Regions from separate parts of the Mus musculus genome. Here region 1 is linked to region 2. The links are chromatin loops, found by intact Hi-C in ENCODE. Cell type or tissue: heart. All regions are shown on one strand. Links, peaks and the distances in the headings refer to the core of each region. The heading gives the core; the rest is flanking DNA. Region 1 has its middle 180 kb from the start of Gm34361. Region 2 overlaps Gm34199 (a long non-coding RNA gene).

Evidence for each region. Peaks named below come from ENCODE experiments on the same cell type or tissue, not always from the same donor. Only the 100,000 strongest peaks of a DNase experiment are listed, where the experiment ranks them.
Region 1: a loop joins it to region 2, with 2.1 times the contacts of the local background. A loop is called at or near these places in 2 of 42 quality-filtered maps.

What each region holds. Positions count from the first base shown.
Region 1 is chr14:101,369,535-101,385,539 of GRCm38, reverse strand. No RefSeq gene overlaps it. Among named protein-coding and RNA genes, the nearest start is that of Gm34361, 180 kb to the right of the region's middle. In heart, for the core only: a CTCF peak has its summit at 5,997 (motif pointing right); no DNase peak of the experiment used is centred there; H3K4me3 peaks cover 220 bases; H3K27ac peaks cover 1,308 bases; H3K27me3 peaks cover 1,108 bases.
Region 2 is chr14:100,454,151-100,470,155 of GRCm38, reverse strand. Gm34199 (a long non-coding RNA gene) reads right to left here. Exons shown (of 6, transcript XR_003951137.1): 4 at 14,149-14,341; 5 at 12,774-12,969. Among named protein-coding and RNA genes, the nearest start is that of Gm26367, 44 kb to the right of the region's middle. In heart, for the core only: a CTCF peak has its summit at 11,803 (motif pointing right); a DNase peak (open chromatin) is centred at 8,505; H3K4me3 peaks cover 483 bases; H3K27ac peaks cover 2,036 bases.

The DNA of each region.
Region 1 (16,005 bases), core at 2,610-10,609, 920 kb before region 2:
GGGAGTCAGTCTGGAGGTTCCTCAGAAAATTGGACATAATACTACCAGAAGATCCAGCAATACCTCTCCTGGGCATATACCCAGAAGATGTTCCAACTGGTAAGAAGGACACATGCTCCACTATGTTCATAGCAGTCTTATTTATAATAGCCAAAAGCTGGAAAGAACCCAGATGTCTCTCAGCAGAAAAATGGATACAGAAAATGTGGTACATTTACATAATGGAGTACTACTCAGCTATTAAAAACAATGAATTTATGAAATTCTTGGACAAATGGAAGTATCTGGAGGATATCATCCTTAGTGAGGTAACTCAATCACAAAAGAAGTCATTAGGTATTCACTCACTGATAAGTGGATATTAGCCCAGAAACATAGAACACCCAAGATACAATTTGCAAAACACAAGAAAATCAAGAAGAGGAAAGACCAGTAGGTGGATACTTCATTCCTCCTTAGAATAGGGAACAAAATACCCATGAAAGGAGTTACAGAGACAAAGTTTGGAGCTAAGATGAAAGGATGGACCATCCAGAGACTACCCCACCTGGGGATCCATCCCATAATCAGCCACCAAACCCAGACACTATTGCATATGCCAGCAAGATTTTGCTGAAGGGACCCTGGTCTAGCTGTCTTGTATGAGGCTATGCCAGTGCCTGGCAAATACAGAAGTGGATGCTCACAGTCAGCTATTGGATGGAACACAGGTCCCCCCACCCCCAATGGACAAGCTAGAGAAAGTACCCAAGGAGCTGAAGGGGTCTGCAACCCTATTGGTGGAACAACAATATGAACTAACCAGTATCCCCAGAGCTCATGTCTTTAGCTGCATATGTAGCAGTAGATGGCCTAGTCGGCCATCACTGGGAAGAGAGGCCCCTTGGTCTTGCAAACTTTATATGCCCTAGTACAGGGGAATGCCAGGGCCAAGAAGTGGGAGTAGGTGAGTAGGGAAGCAGGATGGGGGGAGGGTATAGGGAACTTTCACTATAGCATTTGAAATGTATATAAAGAAAATATCTAATAATAATAATAAAAAAGAGATGTGTTTATAGTGACTGCTCACTGAAAAATATGGGAGCCCATTCATCCCATTACAGTTAAGAGATAGATCTGTGAGCCGGGCATGGTGGTGCATGCCTTTAATCCCAGCACTCGTGAGGCAGAGGCAGGCAGATTTCTGAGTTCGAGGCCAGCCTGGTCTACAAAGTGAGTTCCAGGACAACTAGGGCTATACAGAGAAATCCTGTCTTGAAAAACCAAAAAAAAAAAAAAAAAAAAAAAAAAAACCAAAAAAAAAAAAAACAAAACAAAACAAAACAAAAAAAAAACCAGAGAGAGAGAGAGAGAGATACCTGTGCACCAGTGCATGTAGGGACTTAGTGTCTGTTAGAGCAGTGTGTAGGTGAATTGATCAATTAGTGACTGATAAGATTAAGAAACAGGAAGAGAAGTTTCTGGCAGGATTTGGGTGAAGATGAATCTGAGTACTCCATAAAATTATATTTAGTAGCACCTTATTCATTTATTTTTTTAGCCACTCTTGTGAGAACCTAAACAGTGTAGTGAAATTTTTACAAGAGTCAAATCTGTCAAAATACAAGATAAATTAAGGTTTAAAATGTAGGATTGTGACATAAAATGTCTATTGGCTATTTACATTTGAAGTTATATTTATAAAAGATAATTTGTACAGAATGTCCATGTTCATGAATTGTGTGGGGGACATTTATCTACTGAAATAAATCACTGTTCACCTAAAATTCAAATTTTACTGGTGAGTTGTGCTCTCTTTGCTAGGGAAACCAAGTTCCTGGATGCATTTTAATTGTCTTGAACTCCAGGATGTCCTCAGTATTGAATGACCACAAGAGTGCTGTAGCAGGGACAGTGTTTCTCTAAGAATGAGTCTCTAAGCCAGCAGTTCTCAATCTGTGGGTCACAGCCCCTGTGGAGGGGGCAATGACCCTTTCACAGGGGTCACGTTAAGACCATTGGGAAACACATATATTTACGTAATGATTCATAACAGTACTAAAATTACAGCTATAAAGTAACAACAAAAGATAATTTTATGGCTGGGGGGGGGTCATTACGACATGAGGAACTGTATTTTGGGGTCTCAACACTAACTAAGCCATCTACTCCTGAGGTTAGGCTACTCTACCCACGCAGGTCGGTCTGAGGTTTATTCTCATTGGCATCACATTTCCCACCAAATCTAGAAAAAGCTTCTCTGAATTCTGCCTCTCAGGTCATATCTGAGGCTGTTTCCACCGAGAGCCAGCTGAGGTCATAGGCAAGCAGCCCCTGCGTGTTGCCAAGATGAGGGAAGCGATCCACCCGTGATTCTAACGTTACATCCCATGCGTCTTCTACTCCAGAGATGGCCTGCTTTAAATCATCCTTGCGGTCTCAATCCTGAATCCCTCTGAACAAGGCCCAGCTGGCCCTCTCCCTCTTGAGTGAGGTACAGACCATGTCTGTATATGTTTCCCACACCTGGGATTTGCCTGGGAGGGATTTCTTGTCACAGTCTAGTCTCCTGGAAGCCTCTTGGGAGACAGACAGGAATCTGGAGTACAGATGGGTCTCTGCTTTCTGGACTCTGCTGGCTGGAAGGACAGCCCCAGTTATTGGCAGGCTAATTGTGTCCATGTGTGATCTGGAATGTGAAATCATGTGTAAATGATGCTGTGCTCTTAGTGATACGTTTGAATGATCCCGTGACAAGAATAGAACAAAACTGTAGGTAAAGGGACTTCTGAAGCTCTCAAATGTTTTCAGGTTATTTTGCAATTTTGCAAAGGCTCTGTCGTTAAGGATGTGTGTGCTCCGGGTGTATGGCTTACCTAATCATTTTGTGTTTCTGGCCAAGAACAAGTAAGTTATCGTCTCCTTCTCTCCCTGACTTAAGTTTGCTCCCTTGTTTATATCCCTAATCTTTGCTATAGGTGTTATCCCTCACCCAATCAAACAACACCGAGAGTTCAGCAGCCATTTCAGCTGTCTTCTCCTTCAGTTCTCCCCACCTGGGGATCCGAACTCCAGTCCCAACGCTTGGGCACCAGTTGCTTTACCAACCGAGCCCTCTCTCCAGCCATCACTCTCTTATATTCACCTCCTGTACTCATGTTCTTTCTGTTCATAAACAGAGCCCTGGTTTTCCTTTCTTTGGAACTCTACTTCTCAGTCTTATTAGCAACTGAAGAATCTCCACAATCTCTCTCCAGATCCAAATGAGCTGCTGTCAGATGGGGCACAGAATAGACAGAGGAACTAGGGGGCATTGCATTCGTATTTCCATTTTTGGTGTAAGTTTGAGCATTTGCCAGAGTATCTTTGTCTTCTTTCTTGGCTAGTGTCCTGGTTGGCTTTCACTGTCAACTTGCCTACAGCCATCTGAGAGGGACTGCTCTAAATCAGATTGGTCTGTGGTCTCGTCTCTGGGGAATTGTCTTGATGTTTAACTAATACAGGAGTGACCAGACCACTGTGCAAAGCTAGCAGAGCATGAGCCTACAAGGGAGCCAGCTTGCAAGCAGCCTCCCCTGTGGTTCCTGCTGTACATTGGATGAGAAGTAAGTTACCTGGCTAATGGTCCTCTTGCTTGGAACAGCAAGCAGGCCTGCCTTCATATTCCTGCCTTGACTTCCCTCACTGATAAACCGTAACTTGAATGATGATATAAACGCTCTCCTCCCATAATCTTTCTTTCATGTTTTATCACAGCCATAAAATACATACTAGAACAAGTAATACTGCCACAAAGGTGGCCACAGCAAGACAAATATGTATAGCAAGGAATGCAAGAATCTGAGCTTTGCAGCCATCTCAAGTTCAGTATGCAGCCACATCACTTTGTTACTTCGGATAAGCAAATTAACACTGCTGTGTTTTATTTTATTCTTAGATTAAGAGAGATAATGTGTCATCATAAGGTTATTATTTAGATTACGTAAGAATCTTGGATGAAGGTATGTGGTGGGATGTTCAGTCTGAGCCTATTTGTGTCACAGCTACCAGAAGTCAAAAACTCATTAGAACTCTGGTTGTCCTCTTATGGCTTAATGGTACTTCTAAATTACCCAAGCGTAGCACCATACTTTCATGCTGGAATGGGCCAGGTTCTAGGGAGGAACTCTTGAGCATTATCACATCACTACAATAGTACAGAGAAGGGAAGGTAATTGGACCAGAAGATACTGACTCCAGGCAAAAATTAGGTATGAGTCATTTCTGGAGATCTATGTTTCTTGCTCCAGAAGTCATGTTGATACTAGTATTAACTATTTATGAATGTGCTCATTACAGTTTTTCCACATTTAGGGCTTCTACATTCAAAATATTTGGGCATCTGAAGGTAAGCAAAGAATCAGCAATTTCAAAAGCGAGTCATTTATACCCATGGAGTTCAAAATGAGATTAAAAGAAAAAATACCCGAGGAGCCTAAACCAGAGAGCTGGAACATCCCGTGTGTAGCAGCCCAGGCAGGCAGGTATCCACCATCATTCAGGAACAGAGCTCAGGGATCAACAATTACAAAAGAACCCGGTGCCTATGAGTACCTAGACCTGCATGGCTCTGGAACTGATGTGATTGGGTGACAGGAAATGAAAGACAGTAGAGCCACATACAGAAAAGCTAAGATGGGGGAGCCTGTGCACTCTGATGGAGTGCTAGTCTGTGTACTGGATGCTATCTGCAGAGATCTCTTGCTCAAGTCGTGCACTCCTGCATCTGAGATGGTCACCTAAGTCATCACTGAAGTGGGATGCTTTCTGCGCTCTCCTATGAAGTATGGACTTAACTTAGAAATTGAGGGAGGCTACACTGTGAAGAGCGAGGAGCCACTTTGAGCTTGTCTTCTCTGAAGTTCTGAACTAAGATTTTAATCCTAAGAGATAACCAAGAATATGCAGAACCTACTGCAGGCTTTTCTGAAAACAGCCATCAAGCCCTTTGAAAACATTTTTCTTTTTTCTAGTTGAGATCATCATCACTAGCATCGTCGTCGACGTCGTTGTCGTCGTCTTCATCACCATCATCATCATCATCTAAGGCTTCCATCCTTTTGAAATGGATGCTAAAGTCTGTGGTGGTCACGGAAAACCTAGCCTTAGAGACATACTCCTGGGACTTTGCTGAGAAGCAGGGTGGGTGAGACAGTCAACTTCCGGCGTCCCAAGGAAGGCCCTCTGGGGAAGAGCACACTCTGCAGACACTTTGGGAAGCACTGTGTTCTACATGTAGCCCCCTCAGGCTAGGTCACAGTGTTTTCTGTCACTGGAAACCTCACGGAGAGTGCTATCAGGTCTTGCTATTTCGATTTGATAGAGAGGGAACTCTTTCTAACTAGGATCTTGTAGTGAGTTATGGTTTTGCTATGCTAACCCTTTGAAACGGACAACCCCGTGTTCTTTGAATTCCTTGGGGGAAATTCTAGGATCCATTGAGAGGTAAAAAGGTCCCAATTCTCCTCAGAAAGCACGAGGACGGTAAGGTGAGGGACCACCAAATGATTCTATGCTGCTGGCTAGGGGGAAACCACAGCGGAAAACCAGCCCTTCCTGCAGAGTCTCTACAGTGGAATGGAGGTGTGGTGGGTAGTCCCGGGAGATGGGGGTGTCCAGACCCCTCTGCCTTTGTTTCAGGTCACTCTATGAGCCTCTTGGCATTTAGCAACCTTAGTCAGAGGAGCTGAGGGCATAGAGAAGTGCCCTGCTTGAGCCTTACCAAATAGCTAAATCCAAGTAGGTTCCCAGGCTACTCCACCCGCCCCCTACTACTGCGTTCTTTTCCCAGAATGTTTACAGTTTCTTTCCTTTGTGTATTCTCCTTAAGGTTAACTGGGGAAGGAGAGCTAATGGAGGGGTAAGAAGCTCGTGCAATTTGTCATTTCTTTTTGGAGCTGTAGGGCTATAAATGAAGCAGGACTGCTCCCAGGAACAGAGCGGGAGACTAAAGGACGTTCTTTGTTCCAGTCGCCAGTAGATGGCGCTCCGCTTCCGCTCAGCCATCCGTCCAGTCCAGCTTTGCCACCCATTGGTGGGGTTCTGAGGTCCAAACCGGTGTCACCAGCGCAGGCAAGAGGCAAATATTAAAGCTAGCATTCCCTGCATTTTTTGAGAAAGAAAGCCTTTGTGTTTCGGTTGACTCCAGAGTCTCGGGAGATGTGCCTGGGAACTCCCTCTGCCGCTGAACTCATCACAGTGGCCTTTTATTCACTTAGAAAATGCTTTCCCCGGATCCCAGCTCAATTACCTTTTGTCTCCCCTCTGTTCTAATGCTCTGGTAGGATGCATGAAAAACAAAGCAAGGTTAGACATTTTCTATCTCTCCTACAATGGTTTACTTTCCTTGTTTCCAGAACCAAATGGAATGAGTGGTCTCAAAGCCCCAATCCGTGTGCAGGCATGCGTATATACAAACCGATATGAGTAGTGTCGCGTCTGGTCCACGTTTACTTTGTCCGAAAGGAAATATATAAATAAACACAAATAAGCAAAACTTTCTTTCCTTTGGGTAAAATGTCTGACAAGGTTTTCACTACTTGGCTCAAAGTGTGTGTTTATTTGTCACTTCAGAGGTCCAGTATCTGAAAAACTATTCAGAATGATGGTTAATCAATCCAACAACTAGCTACTGACTAGGAGGATGGAGAAAGCCTTTTATTCTGTGTTGTGGGGGATGCAGAGATAAGTGCTTAATGCCAAAGAATTCACCACCCAGTCTTAGAAAAATCGCTGTGGGCAGGTAAAGCATTGAGGGCAAGCATCGAGGGCATGCGTGTTAGCGTGCGACTCTAGGCTGCAACTGTGGGCTGCTGTATTATAGTCACTGGAGATTGAGATCTGAGAGGCTGTTCTACTCATTCAGAGCACCGTATCTAGCAGTGAATACAGGATAGTTTGGTTGCCTCAAAGCCTCGCCATGCTTGATTTGAGCTGTACTATGCTATACTGATAAAGATGCGAATTAATTCCCCAAAGGATGAAATTTACCTTAGGTCAGCAGGATAATCTGCCTTTCTAAAGCACCTCTCCATGTGTTACCTCAGGGAGAACACTCTGCAAATATTTTACATTGTGATTATGTTCAACAAAATATAAGCAAGAGATGAACACATCGATATTGAAGACTTCAGCGTGGCCAGAACCCAGAATGCCAAACTCCTTATTGTTACTGCGGCTATATGTTCTTCCCTTGCAGAATATATTTAGTAGATTTGGATGGAAAGGGACAATTTCTCCAATGGGAAGAAAGTGCAGAGTCTCTCTCTCTCTCTCTCTCTCTCTCTCTCTCTCTCTCTCTCTCTCTCTCTCTCTCTCTCTCTCTCTCTCTCTCCTCTCTGAATTTGGAGAGCGAGGAGAAGGGGCGGGGGAATCTTCCAGAGGTCTTGGTCTGTTGCGATATCCTTGCCAATCCTTCAATTACTGTATTTCTTTCATGAGAAATTGTTATTAGAATGCACTCACCCTTTTAGGGAGCTGTGAATGTGGTTATAATTGCTTGTTTCTGAGATAATTCGCCTGACAGCAGAGCCCTGGAAAAGTTACTTGAACAAACGGAACAAGGGCATTAGCCTTGGCTATGTCGGCTGCGAGGATGCGGCACCAGTCTGGGCTGTACCAACCTGGGCTGTGTCGGCTGCGAGGATACAGGGGAGCCATGGTGGTCACGGGAAACACAGCTAGAAATTCCTCTGTTTCAGTGTGTGAGGACCACTTGGGTTTTGATATTTCCTGGAGGAGGGAACTTGAACTACATGAGGTCTTGGTGGGTTCAGTTGCAGTCGCTGATAATGAGTGGACTGTCTAGTTGATCCCATTTTCCCCCATCCTCCTTCTTGGGAGGCTACGTGGATCCAGATTCAAACTCACTTGAATCATCTCACTTCTGCAGGAGCAAGGGAGGGGGAAAGAGGATGGCAAAAGGTTGATTGATTTCAGGCATTTAATCAATGAAAAAAATTTTTAACATCTGTATTATTGGTGCTGCTGATAGTCTTTGATGTCATTGATCAAAGAGTTGTGCTAATTCATTACAAACTGACATAAAACGACATGTTTTTAGCTCCTGGGGAGTAAATAGGATACACTTTGTCTTAAAAGTTTAAACTCTCGAGATCAGCATACTATGATAGTATTTTCCCCCTGCCTCTAAACTTTTGGCTCATTTTATTTTCTTAAAAAAAAAGATTGTAGAAACCTCCCAATGATGCCTGTTTATCGGCACCGTAACCAAACACTGGTAATCAGAAATTCCATTGGCTAAAAGTCAGACAGTAACCATTCACAGGGGAGAATAAAAACATTATCCAGTCAATACCGGAGTTTAGCAAGATACTGCCCAGCCCTTCAGGATTGATGCAAAGAAGCAAATACAGAGAACACTTCAACCAGCCCGCTGACCTGTTTCCTATTTTCATTTCCCTTCCCAACATTCCTCTATGGAGTTAAAAACCTACAGAGTCACAGGTTTCATATAAAACATAGTCAGTTTTGGATGTTATCTGACCATGGCCAGTTTAAAGTAGGTAGCACAAAGACAGAGAACCAAGACTTATCTAGAACATTTGCTAGATTCCAAGGTAGAGAGCATGCTAGCCTGCTCCCCCTGATGGTGTCATTTATGTTGTTAAGTGGCTTTTCCATGACTAACAACTTAAGCATGCACTTGCAAGCTACCACTTTTTTTTTTTAAGTTACAGCAAAACCTGGCCAGTGTTGCATAACCTTTCAAACTCCCTTTAAGCCTCAAAAGCCCAAGTATGATGTTCTACATCAACCACACTAACTCTGTAGATACGAAAGAGGAAAGCAGAGCTCTGTGTCCTGGCAGGGAGTGGGTCCCTCAGGGATGTGAAGTTAAGCAGAAAAAGAAAAGCAATATGTAAAACTGAAACTCACATTTGGGAAAAAAAATCGGTGGTTCATTTAATATACAGGAAAATGACTAAAATCACAATACCTGAAGTTTGGTTGCCTGCAGAAAGAACAGTGGGAGTGTGTAAAAGGTAAAATCATGAACTCACTTCGTTGTATTATCTGTAGTGTTTGAATATTTTTTGCTGAAATATATGCATGTATTATTCATGTAATAAGCTAGTTTTGAAGACTATACATCTCATCACTCCACCTGAGACACGCTGGACAAAAAACACTGATGTAATCTTCTGTCCTGCATTGCGGAACATACAGAAATGTTCCTTGGCTGTCCCATTTATTATAGCACCAATAGATAAAGAGTTAAGCCGTCTCGTGCATTTTAAATGCCTGGATTCTCACAATCAAAGCAATCAAAATCCACTTCCACCTTAGCCCTCTGACACCATCCATCAAGTGGGTCTCGCTCTGTTGGGAGATCGGGCTGTTTCACACGTGGGAGAGCATTGAGCTGCAGGCAGCTTGCACTGTGCTGCTGAGGAGAAACCCAGGGAGGCTCTAGGATGATCTGCTCAGGGGCTCCTTCATGGCCTTGGCCTGAGCTTTGCTTCTCCTGTTGAGAAGCCTCCTCCCACATCCATTCTCGCTTAAACAAGCAGGGTCTTGGCATACAGAGAGAGCATCAGAAATGGATGGATGTTCAGCCAATTCATTATCACTTGGAAAAAAAAAAAAGATCGCACTTCTCTGAAGGGCTAGGAACCTGCCTGGCTGTCTTTCCGATGTCACTGTGCTGTCAGACACTCTGTGGTCATTCTTTTGATGTCTTACTTAACTCTGATATCTATTTCCAAACCACATTTTAAACTGGGTAAATTCTATGCTAGTGTGGGCTGACTGGGCTCTCACAGGCGATTCAGATTCTCTAGCCCCACCTCTCTCCTTTTCTCCTTCACCCCTCCCTTCCTCCTCTCCATCCCCCCTGGCTTCTCTCATCTTCCCTTTCCTGTGCTTTCTTGTTCCCTATCAATGTCTCACCGTCTTGAAGTAAGCACTGTGGACACATTCTTATCAGCCCTTGCTGGGCTCTGTCATAGACCGGCACGCAGAATGACAGTGCTTTAATTTCCCAGGCTGGAGAAAGCTGATTGCTTTGTCATATCTAATTGAATCTTTTGTTTGTTTGCTTGTTTGCTTTCCTATACCAAAAAAGAAAATCACCCTAAGTGTTGGGGAAATGCCAGATCAGATTCAGTTTCAGTCAGAAGTCATGGAGAGGAATTTGGGGAAGAGCTGAAAGGAGTCACCCCTTCCCAAAGCCTTCCTCTCTGTGGTATTTTCCCATGCATAGGTTCCTATGGGAATCCCAAGAGAATATCTATGGAAAAAATGTTTTAAAGAGCGTACCTGCTATCAGAAGCTGCTAACAGGCAGAAAGCACAACCAATAAGCAAGCCATTCCCCCTAGTATATCTCAGGATTCAGACCTTTAGCAAAGTGCTTATAAAATTCTCCATTTCACACCTAAAAGGGGCTTTAAGCTAGCAGAATGTATATATGAAAGTTATATAGTTCAAAAGTTGTTATTATAAAATACAGTGTGGAAAGTTGGAGGAGCAGGGCTGTTTAACGCATACAACCCTGGGTGAAAATAGTCGTAGGTGTCTCACAGTCTAGGCCTACTTCACTGTCTCGCACAGACTTTTATCTCAAACTGTTGTTAGCAGCCAGACACTCCTCCCATGGCGACATGTGATGCTGGACCTAGGAATGCCCCACCCAGAACCTGCCTTAGACCTACGACAAAGGTTTTATTTTTGGAAGTTTTCTTCACATATATCCATTGCCCTATTTTTCCCCGAGGTCCTCTAGATATTTTTATTCAGGCAAAGAAAAGGGATGCAGTTTGTTCTTGCCCTCTGGGTTGTAGGTGGAGACTGAGCTGTTTGTGTCTTGCCATGTCACTTGAGTCAAGAGGCACTCTGAGAAAAGGACTGGAGGAAATTGGGCTTAAGGAAGAAACTGCCAGCCGGCAGAATGCAATAGACTGCCCTTGTGACAATTCCACCCAGGTGTTCTTCATGGAGATTCCGAGAGGAAAACCAACCTCTGCATGGAGGAGTGTGGTAGGTACCAGCTTTGTAAGACACTCAATGTCTCTGCCTGTCTGTCTCTGTCTCTCTATCTGTCTCTGTCCCTATCCCTATCTTTATCTCTCCCCCTCTCTCCTTCTCTTCCTATTTCCCACCCCCCCCCCCTCTCTCTCTCTCTCTCTCTCTTTCTCTCTCTCTCTCCCCCCTCCTTCTCTGAAGCACTCAATCCCAGGGCACGCTTGATGAGTGTCATGCAGTTGACTTTTAGGCCCTATTTTCTCTCTTGACCAGAGATCTCTGTGTGTGGCTCATCCATGCACAGAAGTTCCAAGCCTGAGAATCAGTTTGAAGGGCTTCTACCTTCTAGTGTGATGCTCTGAAATCAAGGCTTCCTTGGTCAGCAGCAGGACTAGAGTTGGGGTGACAGACTTCAGGAACTGGCTGGTAGGTGATAAAGCTATTTTTAGCGGGTGTTCAGGGATCAGGCAGGACAGATTTCTCAGAGGGTATGTGTAGATGGCTGGAACTCTGCGGGGAGACAAGCCCACAGTAATTGTCCTGTGCTCGCCGTTCTTATCCTCTTCTGTGTTTTAGAAGTTTCTTTTATTAGAGATTCATTTTTTTCCATATAAACCAGGCTTCACAAATGCAAGTTTTTTTTTTTTTTTGGACAATGCAATTAGCTGGTTTTATTTTTTTTTCTACATTTTTCTTTGTATGGTTTCTTTTATTTAGTGTAGACATTTCCCAGATTTTTCTGTAGCCAAACCAAATTCCTTTTCATTTCACATATAAAGTAACAACCAACAAATCACCTTTTCATCAACTCATACCAACTAGACAGATGTAAGGCGCCCGTTCCCAAGTCCCACCCATTCTGCTCTTCACCTGGGTTCCTAAATCTAGAAATTACCCGAACTGACGATGAACTTATGTTTTTCAAACACACTGAACACTGTAGACTCTTAAAGGTTTTTATTTTTTAGTTTTTATTTTATTTTTTATTTTTTGCAAAACTAGTTACGCAGATGTACTGGCTAGTTTTGTGTCAACTTGACACAGCTGGAGTTATCACAGAGAAAGGAGCTACAGTTGAGGAAATGCCTCCATGAGATCCAACTGTAAGGCATTTTCTCAATTATTGATCAAGTGGGGAAAGGGCCCTTGTGGGTGGGACCATTCCTGGGCTGGTAGTCTTAGAGAGCAAGCTGAGCAAGTCAGTAAAGAACATTCCTCCATGGCCTCTGCATCAGCTCCTGCTTCCTGACCTGCTTGAGTTCCAGTCCTGACTTCCTTTGGTGATGAACAACAGTATGGAAGTGTAAGCCGAATAAACCCTTTCCTCCCCAACTTGCTTCTTGGTCAAGATGTTTGTGCAGGAATAGAAACCCTGACTGAGACAGCAGATAAGGCCATTTGAAGGCGTCGCATAGGATGTTCTCAGTGTTGTATTGTCTTGCACATTGCTATCATGTTTGTTGCTAATACTTTGTTCTGTGGTAACACGCCCCAGACTTCTGAAGCTATGTTTATATACAAGGCTCTCCTGACAATATTTTTTATTCTGATTTAAGCTTCTTAGAATAGAAAACAATGAAAGCAGGTTTTTATCCTGGAGGCTTAAAAAAAACAACATATCTTGCATTGGATTATTTCCCTGTTTATGTAAAATAATGTCTTCTTGTTTTAAAACGACAAACTGTATGAGTTATTGTTATGAGTTGGTCTAGGGATCTGTGCAGTCTGGATTTATTTTTAATGCATCCTCTACTTGAATAAGTTGTGGTTATTTACTGTCTATTCTATCCCTTCAAATAACTTCCATCGAAGGTATTTTTTTATAAAAAGTATTTTAATCTTTTCACTTATGCTTGGGTAGCATTTTGCCACGTACACAGTATTTTCACGTTCATTATCTTATTGATTGTTGCCAAGACATTTTAAACAACCTTGCAAATAGTATTTAAAAATCATTAGGGCCATTAATATTCTATTTAGTCTGCAAAAATTTGAAATAGCTGATGCATCCATATCTCAGAACCAAGAGGATATGAAATTTTGCCTGTGGCAAAAAATGCACAGAGCATTTACTCAGTCGCAGAAGCCAAATTCCAGTGAAGAAATACAGGAGAGAAGGTAAATGCACAAGAGCTGTTTACTCTAGTTATTTTTAGAAATATTGGTGCAAAAATTATGGCTTCTCTTGATTTGAAAATAGCTAAAGAGTCTTATTCAGGATGAGGGTGGAACTGACCTGAGCTGGTTTCCACTTCCTGCACTGTGGAGAGAAGAACAAGGACAATATAAAGCGGAAGTTTCTGGCTTTTTTGGAGACTCAGTTGTATCATGTGATGTTTTTCTGGAAACTGTTGTATGAGAGGATGTTTCTGCTGAAGCAGACACATGGGAGGATGTTTTGCTGAGACCCGACATGTGGTGTTTTTCTGAATGCATCCTGGAAAAAGGGCATGTAAAGTTCTGCTTGAGAAAACTCATGATGCTTGGAAAGAGAACAAATATAACCCAACAGATGGTGAATGATGCTGTGTGGTATTGGTATGCTTTACCATTCTTTGCGGTCATTGTTCAGCGTTGCTTACGCTGGTCTTCACTCATGACATTGTATGGTATTATTCGCCTGCTGTTGTTTGCTGGTCATCATTTTTTGCTGTGACTTCATAGAGAAACACACCAAAGAACTGGTTGTTGTCTGGTGGCTTCTTGCTGATTCTGACTTGGGACGATTGGCAGAGCCTCAAGGTTTCTTCTGGATCGAACTGCCACTGCTGGTTCATGAATGGTGTTTTTGAGTGGATCAAGCTACTGCTGCTTATTTGTGTGACTGAACTGTTCATAGCTTGACAATGCAGATTGGATTCACTCCAAAGAACTATGTCTAAACAGGCCCACATCCTCCTTTGTCCTATTAACCTTTCATTTCTACTATCCCTGGTGGATGGTGGGCTAGAAGTGAGGCTAAAGCACTTAAACACCCTTATTAAAAGTAGGATTTGAAAAATATAATCCTATAGCAGCACTTTTCTTTCTCCTGGTGATGTCAGAATAGTGTCATGTGGTATACATAGGTGAGGGGCTCAAACTGATGGGTAAGGGTTCCATGTGGGAGACAGTTATGGTTACTGAAAGGCACTGCCAGAACAGGACTGAGTTTGTGGAAGGCTGCCAAGCTTTGTATGGAAAAGCTGACTTGGAGGGACACTGGAATCATTGGAGTAACTATGGGATTGGATGTGCAAGTGGTCTGGTCTCTGTATGATGTCAAGGAAATAGTGAACATGAGGATATGAAACCAGGACAGCTTAGTGCAGAGGGCTAACTTTCAGAACCTAAGTGCCTTCATTCCAGATTTGTTCATAAAGTAAATAATGAATCGTCTTTCACTGGTCTCCTTGAAGTGACTTACAAACCTGAGATTTGATATACTCCTATTAGATAGTAGGAAACCCTTATTGGTAGTATCTTAAATGAGCATCATCTGTTGCATTAATTCAAGCTTAGGTTCATTGTTTGGCTCCTGATTTCAAAGGACAGAAGCCGGGGTTCACAAAGGGCATGAACATCTTCTGCTTTCACCCTGGGCACACAACAATTAATAGCAGAAGTGACCATGTGTTGAAACCTTTACGGGTGGGTTGGGAAGCAGTTTTGTCACTTACGTAGAAAGACTTGTCCTCAGACCCTGTTTTTATTCTCCCAGTCCACTCTACTGCTCCCATGCTCCCTGGATTGTCAAACAGCAGTCCTCGTGGGGTTCACTTGGAATAGCCTTTGTTATCTTTTCTGCCTTAGTCCTGCTATAAAGTAAAAATTCTGAATTCATGGCAACAGACTGTAACATCAATAAAACAGCATGGTGATGACTTCACTCCAGGAGGAAGGAGAAGGGAAAGGTAGGTTCTATGCCAAAGTGTTTTTCAGACACGACTAGCTTTAGTGACAAGGAAAAAAAAGGCCATTTTGCTGATGTAGGAAGAATATATGCTAAAATCAGACCTGTAAATATTTCTATCCATTGTGGCCCAAATCAAGCAATTTTTATTTTATTTTGGAAATGACTGTACCAATCTTTTGGTGCTTTTGAAAAATGATAGCTATCCATTGAAGCTTGCATAGGTAATGGAGGTAGTAATTGGACTTTAGAGTCAAATTTCTCATTATTTTTTGTTCGACCAATAATGTCTTAGAAGTGATCAAATGTTTATTTCTTAAGCTTATGTGGTCTCAATATTATAGTATATGTGAAATTTGTAGTTCTAGCAGCATACTTCTGATTTCTTTTTACAATGAACTTTTGTTCAGTGAATAAATGCTTCCCATGGCTTTTTCTAGGCAATGTTGTCACAGTGCACAATGCTGTGTTAAAACCATTGCACTCTTGGCTTTAGTGATAGCACATAGAGACTTCTCTGTATACCACAGAGAGAACAGCATGGAGGCTACAGGGTTTCTGCAGTATCACTCTATTTGTTTGAGAGTTCAAGTTCTGTTTAGCTTAATCATTTTTTTTTTCTGTTGAGAAGTATATTTCAAACTCCACAGTATATTGTGACATAATGGTCTATGTATCAGGGCTCAGCAGGTACGTGGTCAATATTCAGTGGCATTGAGCATGTTTTAGGAGTCCAGCCTTGTATCCCTTTCTGGTGAGCTCTCTGTAGATGGAAGCATATAGTCTGTCCTTGTAAGAGTGTAGCTGTGTGCACATGAACAATGCAAAAAGGGAGAAATATTCATTCTTTCTTCCTTCTCTTGTTTCATCAGTTAGACAGTTAAGAGTCTCCTGCCTCACATCTATTATTGAAAAATCATCAAAAAAGGTTTTTGACCAAGGTAACTAAAAACAATTACTGAAAGACTGTTTTCATAGGAATGTACAAATATCTGATTATCTTAATATAATGCTGTTGGTGTTTGATGTGCTCAAATGGGAGAGTTATCTCCTCGTGGTCTTTGATCCATGAAAGTTTTGTTGCCAGGATCCTACAGTAGAGACAGAGAC
Region 2 (16,005 bases), core at 4,804-12,803:
GTAAAAGTAGGAAGTCACTTAGTAAAACTGTACTCTGAGGTAAAATAGTTTTCCCTCAGAAGCAAGGTTGCTTCACACATCTTCCAGACAAATAATAAACGAAAATGAGAGCATTTCCTGAGTCCAGAGCTTAGGACTGGACAGTCTCAAGTTATGTTCTAGATCCACAGTGCTATCTCCAAGACACTTGAATATATAATACCTACAGGAGATTGCTGTTGTCTGCATCATAAACTCAGAAAAGGTGTCTATCACACTTTAGTCTATACTAAGGAAGAATTTGTAATCAGACTAAGGCAGCAAATTTATGCTAGTACTCTGCAAAAACAGAAATGTTAGCCGGGCGTGGTGGCGCACGCCTTTAATCCCAGCACTCGGGAGGCAGAGGCAGGCGGATTTCTGAGTTCGAGGCCAGCCTGGTCTACAGAGAGAGTTTCAGGACAGCCAGGGCTATACAGAGAAACCCTGTCTCGAAAAGAAAAAAAAAAAAAAGAAAAAAAAAACAGAAATGTTAGCATAAGAAAGATACGCATTCAAACCCTTGATGTAACAATTATAAATTTGGAGCAGTGCTATTTAACCTTTCAAGCTATCATTTCTCTCATCTGTGAAATACATACTATATCACCTACACCAGAGAGTGGTCAAGGGAATCATAGGAGGTAATCTATAGAAACCATTCAAAATGAGTCCTGAAAGAGTAATTAGAGTTTGCTAGAAAGGAGGAATGTGTAGCCTACACTGCTATGAATGTCTCGTAGGGATACTTTTAGAGTTGTATTAGTGTACACTGACAACAACAATGCAATTTTTTGTTTGGTTTGTTGGGTGTTGTTGTTTTTTGTTGTTGTTTGAGACAGAGTTTCTTTGTGTAGTTCTGATTGTCCTGGAATTCTCTCTGTAGACCAGGCTGACCTTAAACTCAGAGACCCACCTAACTGTCTGGGCCTCCTGAGTCCTGGGAATAAAGGCATGAACCATCTGAATGGATATCACATGGTAAAAAGAGCACATCATAGCAAGTTTAACATGGAGAGTTGTTATCACAGGGTCGGGAAGACCATTAAAAAATAGAAGAGAAGAGAAGAGAAGAGAAGAGAAGAGAAGAGAAGAGAAGAGAAGAGAAGAGAAGAGAAGAGAAGAGAAAGAAGAGAAGAGAAGAGAAGAGAAGAGAAGAGAAGAGAAGAGAAGAGAAGAGAAGAGAAGAGAAGAGAAGAGAAGAGAAGAGAAAAGAAGGGAAGGGAAAAAATTAAGAATGGCAAATGCTTCCCAGTACAAACATCCACTTCTTAGGATGGTGGAAGAGACAAGTCCAAAGGCATTCATTGGATTGAGGGTAGGAGGGAGTCTTTCCATCAATCAATCAATCAATCAAGAAATGAGACATTCAGAGCTTCCACAGAATGCTTGTGTTCAGCCTGTATTAGTTCTATACTAAAATGAACATGATAAAGTAGATACATTTTTAAGCGTCCACAGTGGCTGGCACACTACTAAGTACTTTAGTGACTGGCCTTCTCACCTGCACCCTATGGTTGCACCCTGCAAAGCACAGCACACTACCTCTGTCTTATAGATGAGGAAAGTGTGCCTTGCCCAAGCCGAACAGCTTGTCCAAGGTCACATACCAAGAAATTGGAGCTGCTTGGATTCCAGCCCAACCGTGTCAGGCCATCAGGTCTATATGCCAGCCTAACCTCTATTTTAAGCAAGGGAACCAGCAGGGGTCTTTAATCAAAGGAATGACCTCATCAAAAGTATTTTCTTAAAGGAAAATAAGGTAACAGGTTAAAATGAGGTGATGAAGCCCAGGGAAGTGAGTGAAGACAGGGCTCAGAATATGACTTGGAGGTCATTGTAACTTTACAGGGAAATGTGGGGCTTTCCCAGCTAAAGCAGCTCCTGCAAGGGGCAGTCAGGAAGATGCTAAGAGGCGTTCTTGACGGTTTGATTACCAGTTAGAAATAAACATCACTCAGCATAGGATCTCTGACTCCAGACCCAATGATATGCATGGGGGAGATTGTAAGAGCTACACTCAAAAACTTGATACAGATTTGAAATTGCAGAATGAAATGTGGTTGTTATGTGGGGAATTGCAGGCAGGTCTCCAGTCGAGCTGAGGTTTGATCCCCATGGTCATAATTCGCCTACATGACACAGTAGGTTCTTCATGCTCCTGAAACTCTGGCCTCTGACTAAGGTACCACCTCCCACAGGCCCCACAAGAGAAGCATGGTCAGTAGTCACGTAAGCAATGGCCCAAGCTTCTGACCTTCAGTCTAAACTCCTCCCCAGTTACCTAGCAACAGCGAAGACCATAAAAAGGGGTGTTCAGCCCCACCAAGCTCTCTTACCCTCTTACTCCTTTGTCCTCTTACCTCTCACTTCTCTCACTTCTCTCTCCTCTTCCCTTTCTCTTTCTCTTTGTCTTCTTCTTCTTCCCTCCTCTCTCTTTCTCTTCCTCTTTTCTACCTTCTCTCTTTCCCCTGCATTTCTATAATAAAGCTCTTAAACCATAGACAGTCTCTGCTCCTTCAAGGCTCGCTGCACACTCTGATGGGTGTTGGGAACTTCTTCACCCATTCCCTCTCTCCCACACCCCTGGTGGCTTTAGGGAAGTAGCTCCGGGGGAGTCCCCAAGCAGGGCTGCCCCTTGGCTATCCTCTGAAGAGTGGGATAGAGGAATGCTGACCCAGGGCTGAGTGGATAAGGTAGGTAGCAACCCTCCCACGCCTGACTGACCAGAGAATAGGGAAACTCTGTCAGGGCGTGGGCATCTTTTTCCTATCCCACTTCTGCCCAGGGGCCCCCCTTTTATTTTGTTCCCAACAGTGTTACACCACCTAAATTCTAAATTCCTGCTGTCCTGAGCATACTGGTCAGAGCAGTGCATGGCTTTACCTGTTAGAAACTCTCTTCTTCCTATTTCAGATATTCTAGAACAATGTGATTTTAAAAAGAAACTCATGACTTCTAGATGATTATATATGCTCCATTGCTTTAAGTAACACTTAAAAATACTGAAGTTGTGCATCATTCAAGAGATAGGTGGAAGAACATAGCCAATTAATTTTGAACCATAAATCTCATGGCTTTAAAGAGCAGTCTGATTGTTCATTCTATTATTATTATTATTCTATTATTATTCTATTGTTGTTGTTGTTATGTTAAAAATTTCTAGGGCTGGGCATGTAGCTCTGCAGTAGTGCACTTGCTTGGAAGATGTGAGGTCCTAGATTCAATCTCTAACATTGGACGTTGGATTGGGGAGTATTCTAGAAGGTGTGACCATAGGTGAGAACATAGCTGAGATGTGAATGGCTTAGTATTTAAAAGGAGTGAGAAATGCAAGCTGACTAGATGGTCGACTCGGGATGTTAGAAGAAACACTACTTAAGCTCTATATCATCTTCTGTTGACCTGCATTTGTTTGGGAAATAGAAGTCTTAGGGTCTATTTTATCATCACAATTGACTCAGAGAGGGGCAGAGTAAGGAGAGTTTAAAATCATCTTTGAAACTTATATTCTTCTCTCCATTAAATTTGTATGTGTAAATGTGTGTTGAGAATGCCTCTCATTTTGGAATTTACTATTGCTTCCTGGATTTCCTATCTGCTCTCTGAATGATTCAGAGTCCCAAGATAAGAGTCCACTATTCATGAGAATTGGAGCTACTATGAGTATGTTTCAGAAGTGTGGGAGGGAAAATGAAGCAAGCAGTCCTAAGAAAGGAGATACCAGCTCATAGTTTTTACCCAAGGGCTTGCTCTTTTTCTTAATCTCTTAATCTCTTCTATAACACTGGTTCTCTTTCTCCTCCATATCAACTCTTAAGACCACCGACTTCCTATGTGGAAAGACTATTGGGACAATATGGAGTCATAGCCTGTAATTTGATTGTTACCCATGATGGGCAAAGTCTTACATCAATGGGAAAAGCTTGATTACCTCTTAGAATGAGGCAGGAGACGTCAGACACCCTTGGTAGTTATTGGATCACTTACATGTGTTACCACAGAAAATAAGTCAAAATATATAGCCATCAAGACATGTCAAGTTGTGAAGAGTAGTAACAAAGACGTAGTGTAGAAAATTATGGGAACCAAAGCACCAGGAACACCATTTCAACAGGTGTTAAGTCAGATTAGTCCATAATGTTGATATTTTAAGTGGGAGCTGGATGAAGTATTGGATGTACGGTTAGTAAGCAAAGAGGTCCAAAGAGAAGGATTCCTATTCTAGTGTCCCTCCCCTGTCTGGGTCTAGTTCATGGCACATATACAAAGTCACACCCACATATGTACATGTTTGGGTTTATTTTGTTGTGTCTTTGCTTTTTGCTTTTTGAGATAGGTTCTTTCTATATAGCCTTTGCTGACTTGGAATTCACTATATAGATCGGGCTTGTGTCAAACGCATAGAGCTCCACTTGCCTCTGCCCTTCCAATGCTGGGATTAAAGGCAGGCAGTACTGTACCCAGTTATAGACATATTTTAAAAATTAAAAGCTAGTACCTGCTTATGAGAGACAACAGGATATATTTGTCTTTCCAGATCTGAGTAACTTCCAGATACAATCACTTCCCTGAAATGATTTTCATAATTTTACTTTTGTTTATCAACAAAAGGTCCATGTGTATTGCTTTTTTATCACCTCTTTATCTATCCATGGAAATCTGAGTTGATTCTGCTTCCTGGCTACCATGAATATAGCAGTGACAAGCATGGGTGTAAATATTTCTGCTGTGGGATGTAGATTCCTTTGGGTATATGCCCAGGAGTGGAACAGCTGGGTCATATGGCTGTTCTATTTTTAGTTTTTTGAGGAACCACTATACTGATTTCCATAATGCCTCCAACATTTCATCTTGCTAGTAGCAGTAAATAAATATTCTTCTTTCCCTCTATCTTTACCACCATTTGTGTTTAGTTGCATCTTTTTTATCTTAAATATTCTGATGAGGATGAGATGGAATCTCAAAGCAGTTTTAATTTTCTTTTTCCTGGTGGCTCAGGATGTTGAATATGTTTTCTAAATATTTGTTAACCATTTTTGTTCCTTCTTTTAAGAACATCTTAGTTAGGTAAGTATCTTATTTCTTAGTTGGCAAGATCTCTCTCTCTCTCTCTCTCTCTCTCTCTCTCTGTGTGTGTGTGTGTGTGTGTGTGTGTGTGTGTGTGTGTGTGTTTCTGTGTGTGTGTTTAATTTTGGCAGTTATTTATACATTCCAGGAATCCCCGCCCCCTTGTGTGAAATATGGCTGACAAAGATTTTCTCCACTCTATAGTCTGGCTATTCACTCTTTAGCTGTACGGGGGTGGGGGGGGGTGTTAAATTTTCTTTAATCTATTTGCCAATCTTGGGGTTCTGACTTATACTATGACATCACATGCCCTATCCAGAAAACCACTGCCTGTGCTTATGGGGGCAAGTGTTTTCTCCTCAAGTTCTAATGTTTCAGATTTTAAGTGTATGACTTTGATCCATTTTGGATTGATCTTGTGAGACTCAAAAAGAGGACACTCTCATTTCTTTTTTCTAAAACTGTCCCACTGCATTAATTGGTTAATGAATAGAAGGAACATAAGAACACTCCCAAACGCATTCTGTGAAGAAAAAAGCAAAAGTCACACACATCAAAACACCCCCAACACTACAGGCAAACTTTCCTGACGAACATAAATGCAATTTTTTCAACAAAACACCTAAAAACTAAATTTAAGAATATACTTAAAAGATCTTATTTGCTTGTTAAGCTAACACGGGCAAGGCAGATGCAGCTCGATACTCGGGAGTTCTGTGCTAGACAGGGCTACATAGGGAGATGCTATCTCAAACAAAAATCATACTCATGACCAAGTCAAGCTCCTCACAAATATGTAAGTATGGTGTAACATACCCAAAGCAATAAATGTAATGGACCGCATCAATAGGATTAAGGACAACAACTATATAACAATTTCAACAAGATGTGAAGAAAAGGTGTTTGACAAAATTCAGCATGACTTCATGATGCAAATATTGAAGAAAATTCAGTGGGTTTTTTCCATTTTCATACACTTGCCAGGGGAAGGTCCTCAATGCAGTGTTCACACATGGGTTTATTCATGGTATAAGAAAATAAAAATAAGTTAAAGGGTTGTTGTTGTTGTTGTTGTTGTTTTGAGACTAGCATACATGAGAACTTTATTTGCATCACTTTCCTGCCTCCTCCCCCTCCAACCAACCAACTATACCATTGTGATACTCAGAAATCCTTCTCAAATGCATGACTCTGCCACACTGCTGCTGCTGGTGTTGCTGGTGTTAATGTGGTTCTTGTTGTTGTTGCTGGTGGTGGTGGTGGTGGTGTTCCTGGTGTTGCTGTTGCGGTTGGTGGTGTGTGTGTAAATAAACTCTTCATCCATTTGGTATTACTCCTATGTGTATTATGTTTAGGACTGACACTTATGGTTAGATACGTCATCCAGAGGCTTGTCTCTAGAGAAGAGTGAAGCTTGCTCTCTCAGGAGTCATTAGTTGCACCTCAGCTGAGGGTGAAGCTTGGGAGAGTTCCCCATCCATGTTTGAATGTTAATTGGTATTCTCCCTTGGTCATATCTTATTTAGGCAAGCACATTTTTGTGATTTCATAGGTCTAACTTGCCAGAGATATATAGAAGACACAATCGCAAGGCAGATGTCACGACCTTCTGATTCTTGAGATCTTTCTGTAATATTTCCCAAGCTATAAGTGCAGGGGTGGTACATCAGATGAAAAATCAGAGTTTTGTGCCCTCTAGATAACCTCTCATCAGACTCTGAAGACAGTAAGCGATGGTATACACACCTAAATTTCAAAACTTATTGATGTCAGCTACTTGTCTGAGATGTAGATGTTCAAAATGCTTTGTGTGCTAGTTACTTCTCTTGTCACTGAAACAACATACGTGAAAAAAAGCAACTTAAGGAAGCAGAGCGTCATTCTGATTCATTGCTTCAGAGGACAGGGCAGGCCTGGTAGCCAAGGCAGCTCTATTAGTGCTAAGGGATTGCGGTATGACCCTTCACATGTTACACTTGGATACAGAGCCAGATTAAAACCAGAGGTGAACACAATCTTTAAGGACCTACGTTTATCAGCCTAGATCTGCCAACTGGACTCCACATCCTAAAGGGTTGACAATCTCCCAAAACAGCAATATTTGCAGACCAAATATTCAAACACACAAACTCAAAGGACATCAAACTCAGCCCAAAGAATTGGTATTTTTCTAGTTCTTCCTAGTTTGAATCATTCTTGCTAATTTGTGCACCTGTCGGCCCCCTCCCTCCCCCCAACATGTCTCTGAAAACACATACATCCAGTCAGGAATGTCTGCTGCAGACACACTCAAGCATCCACTCCCTCCCCAGGAACCCCTTGCTTCTCCTTTGTGCCCATTAGAAACTACCTGGTCCTTTAATGCCCTGCCCTCCTCACTGGAGCATTTACTGTGCTGTCTTGGCAGTGGCGCAGATTAACCTCTGGGTCTGCGCTCTGCTTTACTACCTAAGTGTGGACAGCTCAAGTTCGTCTTTGGTCCTTTGAGGCTCTGACTTTGCTTGGTGAGGATGACCCCGAGCCCTCTCCTCTCCGCACACAGCAAGGCTTTGGAGCATCCACATTTACCTCTGACCTCCCACTCACATCTGTGTCTCGTGCTAACCAGAACCTTCCTCTTCTTCCTTTAGTAGGCTGGTTAATGCCTAACCCATGAATAACTAATCTACCTGCACTTCAAGGGAGTATGGTTTTTCCAAGCTGGCTTGGAGGAGTTTCTCCAGAAAAAGCCCTGGAGTTTGAGTGATCTGAGACACATTTTAATGATATAAAATTTAATTGATTTAAAACTCTAAACCACTTAAGACAAAAATAAGCCATGCAGGTCTTCCTTTCTCCAAGGACCTCAGTCCTACACAGTAAGAAAGCTTAGATCCAGTGCTTTTAAGGAAGCTCTGCTCCATGAAAGACTACATTGCAAAATAACCCAAATAAGTTTGCTTGTTTTCCATTAAATCAGAGGGACAGTACTAAGACAAGGTGTTCTCACTATGGGTGCAATCAATGAAGCATCCTTTCTCACACTGTCCCTGACTTGTTAGATGGACCACGGGATGCCCTGTAGGCAGGGCCTGAACTATAAAGTCTGCTATATTTGTTTTCAGAACAAATGTTTAAAATGTTCACTTTCCAGCAGTTTATGGAGGTACAAACACTAAATGGGGGGGGGGGGGGAATCTGAGTATGTAAAAAAAAAAACGCAGTGCCTAAAACTCTCCAGAAGTACTTAGAATGGCAGGGCTTTTAACCAATGAAATGTAAGATTAAAGGCACACATTGTTACCATTCAGCAAATAATAAGAAGCAGGTATAAGTATGACATCACTGAAAGCTGCTCTCATTGGCCATCTCTCTGTGTGCCGTTACTGTTCTATTTGTGGAAGCAGCAGCCTTATTCAAATTAACCTTTCCACACAGTGGGGGCGGGGTGAGTAATACACTCTGCAGTACTTCCCCTGAAGGTGATGTGCTCTTGCCTTCAGCGTACACTGCCTCTGAGCAGGCAAAATAAAAATAAATTCAGCTGTGGCAGGGCTTCAGAGAGAGCCGCTGCTGGAATTAGATCAGGTCAGCTGAAGGAATCTGTGCCTGAGTTACAACAAATTTCTGAATTTTCTCTTTGCTCGATCTCGTTCCTGCCCTGTTATTTCCCCATGTCTCATTCCTGTCCTCAACTGGCTGCAGAGACTAAACTTGGTAGGCCTCCAACGGATCACTGGAGGGAGCAATGTCTTTGAATACAAATGTCTCTGTCCTGCGCTGTGTGGGGGTCTAGCAGACAGGTCACATTAACAGATGGTTTTCTGAAATTGTAGAAATCCTCAGGAGAACGGGTCTGATGAGATAATTTAATCACATTTACTGTAGGCTGAGGGACTGTCATTCTGTATCCTGTGACAGTTATGTAAGCCGGGGCCTCTAGCTACATTCGTGACATAGGGGAGGCTCTGCTCTGCCTTTCGCTCTTAGAACTTTCCCTCAGCTTTGCAGGAAAAAAGTCCAGCATCAAGGCAAGGTTCTTGATCTTATCAGTGGCCCTTCTTAGTCTCAAGAACTTTGCAGTTTGGCCAGAATAAATGGTTATAGGTCCTGGTCCTTTTTATTTGGGCCTCATCACACTCCTGTCTTCTTGTTCCTTGTGATCTTTGAAGGTCTGTCATCATGTACTTCTGAACTCCACCTTGAAGAATATTGGCTTCAGCCATGGTATGTCTTCAGTGTTTATAGACATCTCTTTCACGGCCTTGCCCACCACCTCTTTCCTTACCCTCAACTCTTCTCTGCTTGTCAAAGTCAAATCCGAAATGCAAGTGAGCAACACCACAGAGACAGGAAGTTTGGCAAAGGGAGTTGGATTTCAGGTCAGAGCACAAGTTGGCTCATGCCAAAAGTTCCCTACCATCATTTAGTGAAAGGGATGATAACCTTACAGCGGTACTGAAGGATACCTCCTTTAACCGGTGCTGGAACCCGAGAGTACAGTCCATGAAGACTCATTAAAAAAAGATAATAAAAATCGAGTAAAATATTAAAGAAAACACGTGTTAGAAACAGCACTGGTGGTTGGGGTATATTTTTATTTACTCACAACCCAGCCCCATCTATGTTTATTTTCTTTTATTCAATTTATTTTATTTTATTTTGTTTCCATGTTATTATTAGCTCCTTTAAATGTATCTGGATGCTGTAGCTGCGGCTGGGTTCTGAAGAACACATCCAAGATTCAGAAAGTAGCTTGTGTGCTGACGACTACGGCAAAACGTGTTCCTATGTTGTTTCTTAAAGGGGCTCAATAATATAGAAGGTTGAATACTGAGGATGCTGGGAAATTTGTTGGCCAGTGGAAAGTAGGTGCTACAGACAGACAGATGGACAGATGGACAGACAGGCGGACAATCAGACAGCCAGACAGGGGAACAAAAAGGATGCGACACAGGTTCCAAGTCCTTCCACTCTAGTGCTCAGAGCCCCTTCCTGCCACACCCTGCAGCTCACTGCCACCAAGAGTCATGTTGAGCTACTTTCTTCTGACAATACAGGAGTCTAGACAGATTAGCAGAGCTTTGGGTGCCTCTATACCCACGGGCATTAGGTTTCTTAACTTTCATTTCTTGACTCTGCCCCTTTCCTGTCTAGCCCTACCCAGACCTTCCTTTGAAATCAGACCATTTCTGGGCACACCTAGCCAGCCACCCCCACTGAGAGGAGCTCCGGAGGCTGCCTTTTGACCTGGCACTGCACCTGGTTCCAGCTCCTGGTGCCTGAGAGCCGCATTGTTCCTGGGTTAAATGAAGTTTTGGGGAAATGACTTTCAGATGTGAGCATCCCCCTCTGGGGCTGGCTTACCCTCCTGCGCTGCCTCCCTGACGTTTGGAATCCCATAAAAAAAATCATCTTTGTTTGGCTCGGGATGAAAAAAAAAAGACTCATGAGATAACATCTTAGATGACATGGGCTGACAAAATCCGAAATACTTCATATTGTGACCACCACCGAATAACTTAATTACTGCCTTTTTCTTGCGCTTACCTTTTTAGTTTGCTTCTTATGTGGTAACTCTCCCATCCCCGGGGTTATTTTAGTCAGTGGCCACAAATTACTGTGACTTTCTTTATCTGAACTCTGATCAGAAAACTGCCTAGTTCTCCTCAGTGTGTTGGGTGGATGGTGCTTTTTTTCCCCTCTCCTCTCCCCTCCCCTTCAAACCAGAAAAGTAGCTGCTGAAAGCTGAACGGTTGCCATGACAACCTCTTGGCAGCTTCCTAGGCGAGTAACAGTGTTGATTTCCCCCGGCGGGTGGGAGGGGGTGGAGCTCTAAGGAGGTAAAGAAAGGTTACTGTGCACTTAGTTAATATGCAAAACCACTTACACAGTGCTGGGTGAGCAATGAATAAGTGCAAACAAAGCCACGCTTGATCAGCTAACATGGACTTTGCACACAAGTACATCTGTCCAAGGATGCAGATGTTGGCTCAGAGGGAAATTTTGCCATTGGACAGGAAAGGACAGAAGAGGTCACACTCCAAGAGGTTAAACAGGATTTCTGTAGTGGTTGGAGAGTGTGGATGAAGTAAAGAAAGCAGGGTTTTAATTGCCTTTTTCCTTTTTTTTTTTTCCTCTTTGTTCAAAGAAAAACATAACGCTCTGAATTGCAGGATGGTGTTTTCCCTGAAAATCTAACACACTGAAGTTCAAGTTTGCATCAATTAAACTCTATGTAAGATAAACCAATATGTTCAGATATACGCAAGTATAGCATAATTTGGTTTGTGCTTGAACAAAACATACGGCTGAATGGCATCGTTCACCCCAGAGTTTACAGACAAAGAAGCAGTTTAGTAACTTAGGGCTGGGGGGGGGGGGGGGTTGCCGAATGTTGAAATTTTCTCTGTCTCTCTCTGTCTTTCCATTTCTCTGTCAGTGTCTCTGCCTCCTTTCCCTTTCTCCCTCTCCCTCTCCTTCTCCCTCCCTTCTCACCCCAGCACTCTTTTCCATGCCTTGCTTTGGTAGCTTCTTGTTTGATTCCTGGGGCCTAGGCAGAGGAACTCAGGAACCGTGAGAATAGGCTACACGGGCGAGGGTCACCTGCATGAGAGCAGACTGGCTGGACACTGAGGAGGCAGCAATGGGCCCCCCACCTCCTGGCCAGCAGTTTTGTGTGGAAGAGGCAGGTTGAGGGAAGGGTGCAGCAGGAGCAGAGGTCTGCCCAGCAGGTGTCACTAGGGATTTAAAGCTTACCAGACCTTTGGGACTAAGGCTAAGAAGTGGCCACGTAGTGATTAATGAAGCTTCCTTTCAAATAATTTTGAGAGACAATATGTGTGTTCTCCTTCTAAGGGAAATTAGAAATGAAAGCTAAAGCTTGCCTGCAGAGGAAGAGATTCTGGACCATAATTTCAAGGCTCTTATCTCCATTTATGAGTCTCCATTCCAAATACCAGAAGTCAGGAATAGAAAACTCAGCAAAGTTCATGGAGTCCAGGAGTGGGGAAATACTCATGGCAAGCCAAAGCAAATACAATGAGGTATTATTTATTCTGATGCTTCCAGACTAGGTCAGCCTCCTGCCTAAACACATAGATGCTGACTTTGTCGGGGTTAAGATCGCACTCAGAAACTACAAATTTCCTGAGAGCCTCAGTATAAATTAAGTCAGCTCATATTTTATCATTGCTTAATACTTCTTTTTTTTGACAAAGCTATATGAAGTCTGAATTTCACTTTTTAGAAAACTGTGTTGATATTATTAACTTTCTAAGTTATACATCTAGAAAATGTGACTATATGTATAAACATATATAACACATATACATATAAGTTATAAATATTACACACATACACACTTTTCTCTCTCTCTCTCTCTCTCTATCTCACACACACACACACTCAAACACACACACACACACATACACACACACACACACACACACACACACACACACACTTTCTTCCCTAAGAGTTAAGGTTTAGATCTTCAGAAGACTCCCTGAATACTTTTACTGCTCTCAACTTTGCTTTGTCTTCCTGAGAGTCCAGTGTTTACCATTTTCATCATGACTTCAGTAGACTTTCTACCAGACTTTTCTTACATTGTTGCACATAGTGGCCCTCTACCTTGCATTGATCATTGTAGAGGTTTAACATCCATACTGAAGACATTGCTTCATTCCTACTTTAGGACATACTTGTATATAGCGTGGAAAGGAACCGGAAAGGAAGCATCAAGAGCTGGCCTGGCTTCCCCAGCATTCAGCTTCTTAAGATGAGCTCATTCATCTTGCTTATCCTTGGTTGTCTGGGGGCGAGTAGAAAGAGCTGGCAGAGAAGTAGTTGGAGTGGCAGGATTCTAAGCTTGTATGGCCATAGGTGGCCTTCCTGTGCCTGTGAAGATGCAGAAGCAGAAGAGAGGCAGAGTAAAAACCCAGGAAATGAGAGCCTCTGGACAAAGGTGGAAATGGCCAGGGTGCAGGGTGCGCTCAGAGGGCACCTGGTAGAACACTGGTTAGTGAAATTATCTACTAAGTCAATGGAATCCTTGACTGACAACGGTTAAGAAGCCAAGCGTCAAAGCCATTGTTATATGGTCAGCTGGAAGTGTATAACAAAGCTGGGACTGAAAGCCAGACACCTGCTCCTTTCCACTCCTGATGGTAACTGTAGTACAGGAAGCAATGAGAAAACCATGACTCACTTAAGAGCACTTGCAAAGGATGCTTTGTTTTCTGTTCTTTCTCCTGGGGAAACCTCATCATAAGATACCACCAAGGACATTCCCACAAACAAAACCCCCAGTCTGCAGTTATGCAATTAGGGCAGAATTTTATTAAGCTTTTAATCGCTCATTATAGTTGTCTCTATTTGATAAGGAAAAAATAAATGACTTCAGCAGGACTGATGTCTGCAGGCCCATTCTCTAACCACAACTCCAACCATTTCTCTAATCACTTAACTGATGTTGTTTTAATGAGAGCTATTGTTATTATGCATTATTAATAAAAAATCTACCATTACTATTAATATCACTTATGAAAGATTCTGTAAAGAGCTTTGAGACCGTGCATGCAATTAACAGGAAGCCAACTTTCCACAGAGTAAAAAAAATAAAAATAAAAACAAAGACAAAAAACACACCAGGTAGGTCTAACTATATCCATTTCATCTCTTAAAAAGTAAGTGGTTCAAGTAAATTTTACATTCCCACAAGAAAAACCGTGAGCCCCATGAATTATATGGAACTCCTTGTACTTTGCCATATAGAGAGAAATTATGTGAGTCGAGAGAAATGTGCATAACCCTCTAATCTCATGGTTGTGCCCTTGGAATTTATTGACTCTCATTTCAGAAAGCACAGACCTACCCAAAAGACCGTATTCAATGAGTGAAAATAAATATATTTCTACTGTCAAATGGAATAGGGGATGTTGACTAAATCACAATATCATCATAAGTCTATGACATATTCTAGTTATACTCTAAGGGCTTCCAAGTACATTTGAGATCTGAGAACAGGGGAGCTGTGCAGAAACCCCTTTTCTGTACTTCCTCCAATGATGCTCCTACCTCAAGAATCACCCTCATCCTCAAAGCTGCTATCTTCTACAGTCTTCAGGATTACTGTGCCTCTCCCTAGGGGAGGAATGAATCAGGAGCCACAGGGCCCAGCCAAGCGAGAGTGAGAGTCCAGGAAGCCTCTATATATGCTGCTCTAGTTGCCTTCCATGTGATCTGGGCTCTGCGTTTCGAAAAGGATCACCTGGAGAATGAGACAACTTTGTAAGCATCCGAGGCATCCTGTGTTCTACAAACAGCATCTCATGTTTATTCTTCAAGAATGGAGGCTTGTCCAAGAGCTCCTGAATGATAACTTTTGAGGAACATTATAGCCAAGATTGTTTCTGTGTTTATATAAAAGATTTGCTGAACCTCTACTTTTATCTGGCATTAGGCATAATGGTGGGATTCCAGGGTCTATGCAAGCTTGGTGAGCTGAGAACATAAAACGTGAAGCTAAAGCTGAGGAGACAAATCAACAGGAGCGGAAAGGAGTCAACCCCTTGTTCACATTGTCTAGGCTCCGCCCCACAGTTACCTAGCAGCAACCACTATAAAAGAGGCTGCTTGCCCCCTCCTCACTCACTTGCTCTCTTCTTTTACTCTTGGCCCTTAGCCTCTTCCCCCTCTCTTCCCATTCCCCGCCCCCTCTCTCTTCACGTGCTCATGGCAGGCCTCTAATCCTCTACTCTCTGTCTCTCTGTCTCTCTGTCTCTCTGTCTCTCTGTCTCTCTCTGTCTCTCTCTCTCTCTGTCTCTCTCTCTCTCTCTCTCTCTCTCTCTCTCTCTCTCTCTCACTTTCTCATGGCTGGTCCCTCAGGGGGAAGGGATGCCTCAGCATGGGCCCGCAGAGGCACCCTTTCCCCCATCCTGAGCCTCCACCAAACATATCTCTGGCTTCTCTTTTCTTTTTGTAAAGCACAACACCACTAACCTGACAACCTGAGTTGATGCCCAGGGTCCATATGGTTGAAGGAATTAAGACCAGGACTGGGCCATGGTATATGCATTCATACACATATACTCAACAAGACAATCACTAAAATAAAAATATTAAAATAAAAAAATCAAATGAAAAGTAGAGATATTTACTTTTAAATAAAGATCATACAAGATCATAGACAGAACTTTTAATGTTTTGAGGTAGTTGGGATAAACCAATTCCTCATGAATATTGGGCAACTGTTCTACCATTAAACACCACTTCTAGCTCCTTATCCATTTTACCAGTTATGGAGATAGAGACATGGGAGCAGACAGTGCTGACAGTAGTAGCGTATAACATAGTTGAATTCAGCTACAACCCAAGTACCCTGCATTCCAGCCCAGAGCTTCGTCTGCACATTAATGTCTCTCATTAATTAGGAAAAATTCAGACCCCGCCCCCAGAAGGCATGGCTGCATACATGTGCATGAATTCTTAGCTGACACCTCAAAAGTGACTTTTAGTTTATTAATTTAAAGTCTTGGATATAATAATTGAATTTTGTTTGGTTAGCTTTTCCATGTTGGGTCTCAGCAGGTAATGGAAATGAGATTTTCACAGGCATTTGGGGCTATACTCCTAGCTGTTTGCAAGTAGTTTTAATAGTCAAGAGAAAGCATCTAATTTATATCAGCATATTCAGGAAGAAGCCTTGAAAAGACCCTGTTAGTATTAAACAACACAGTCTGGAATTTTGCATAGGAAAGCCTTTCCCCTTGCAGTTTAGTCCTGCACTTCCTCTGCTTGGTCTAGTTAAGCAGGTTCGGAGACCTTGTGCAGATATTTTTTGTGGGGTGGGTTGCAGAACTTATAAATGTAGAGACTTTGGGTACCTTCAAAACTAAACCTCTTGCTAATCCATTGCAGTGCTGCAAAAGATAA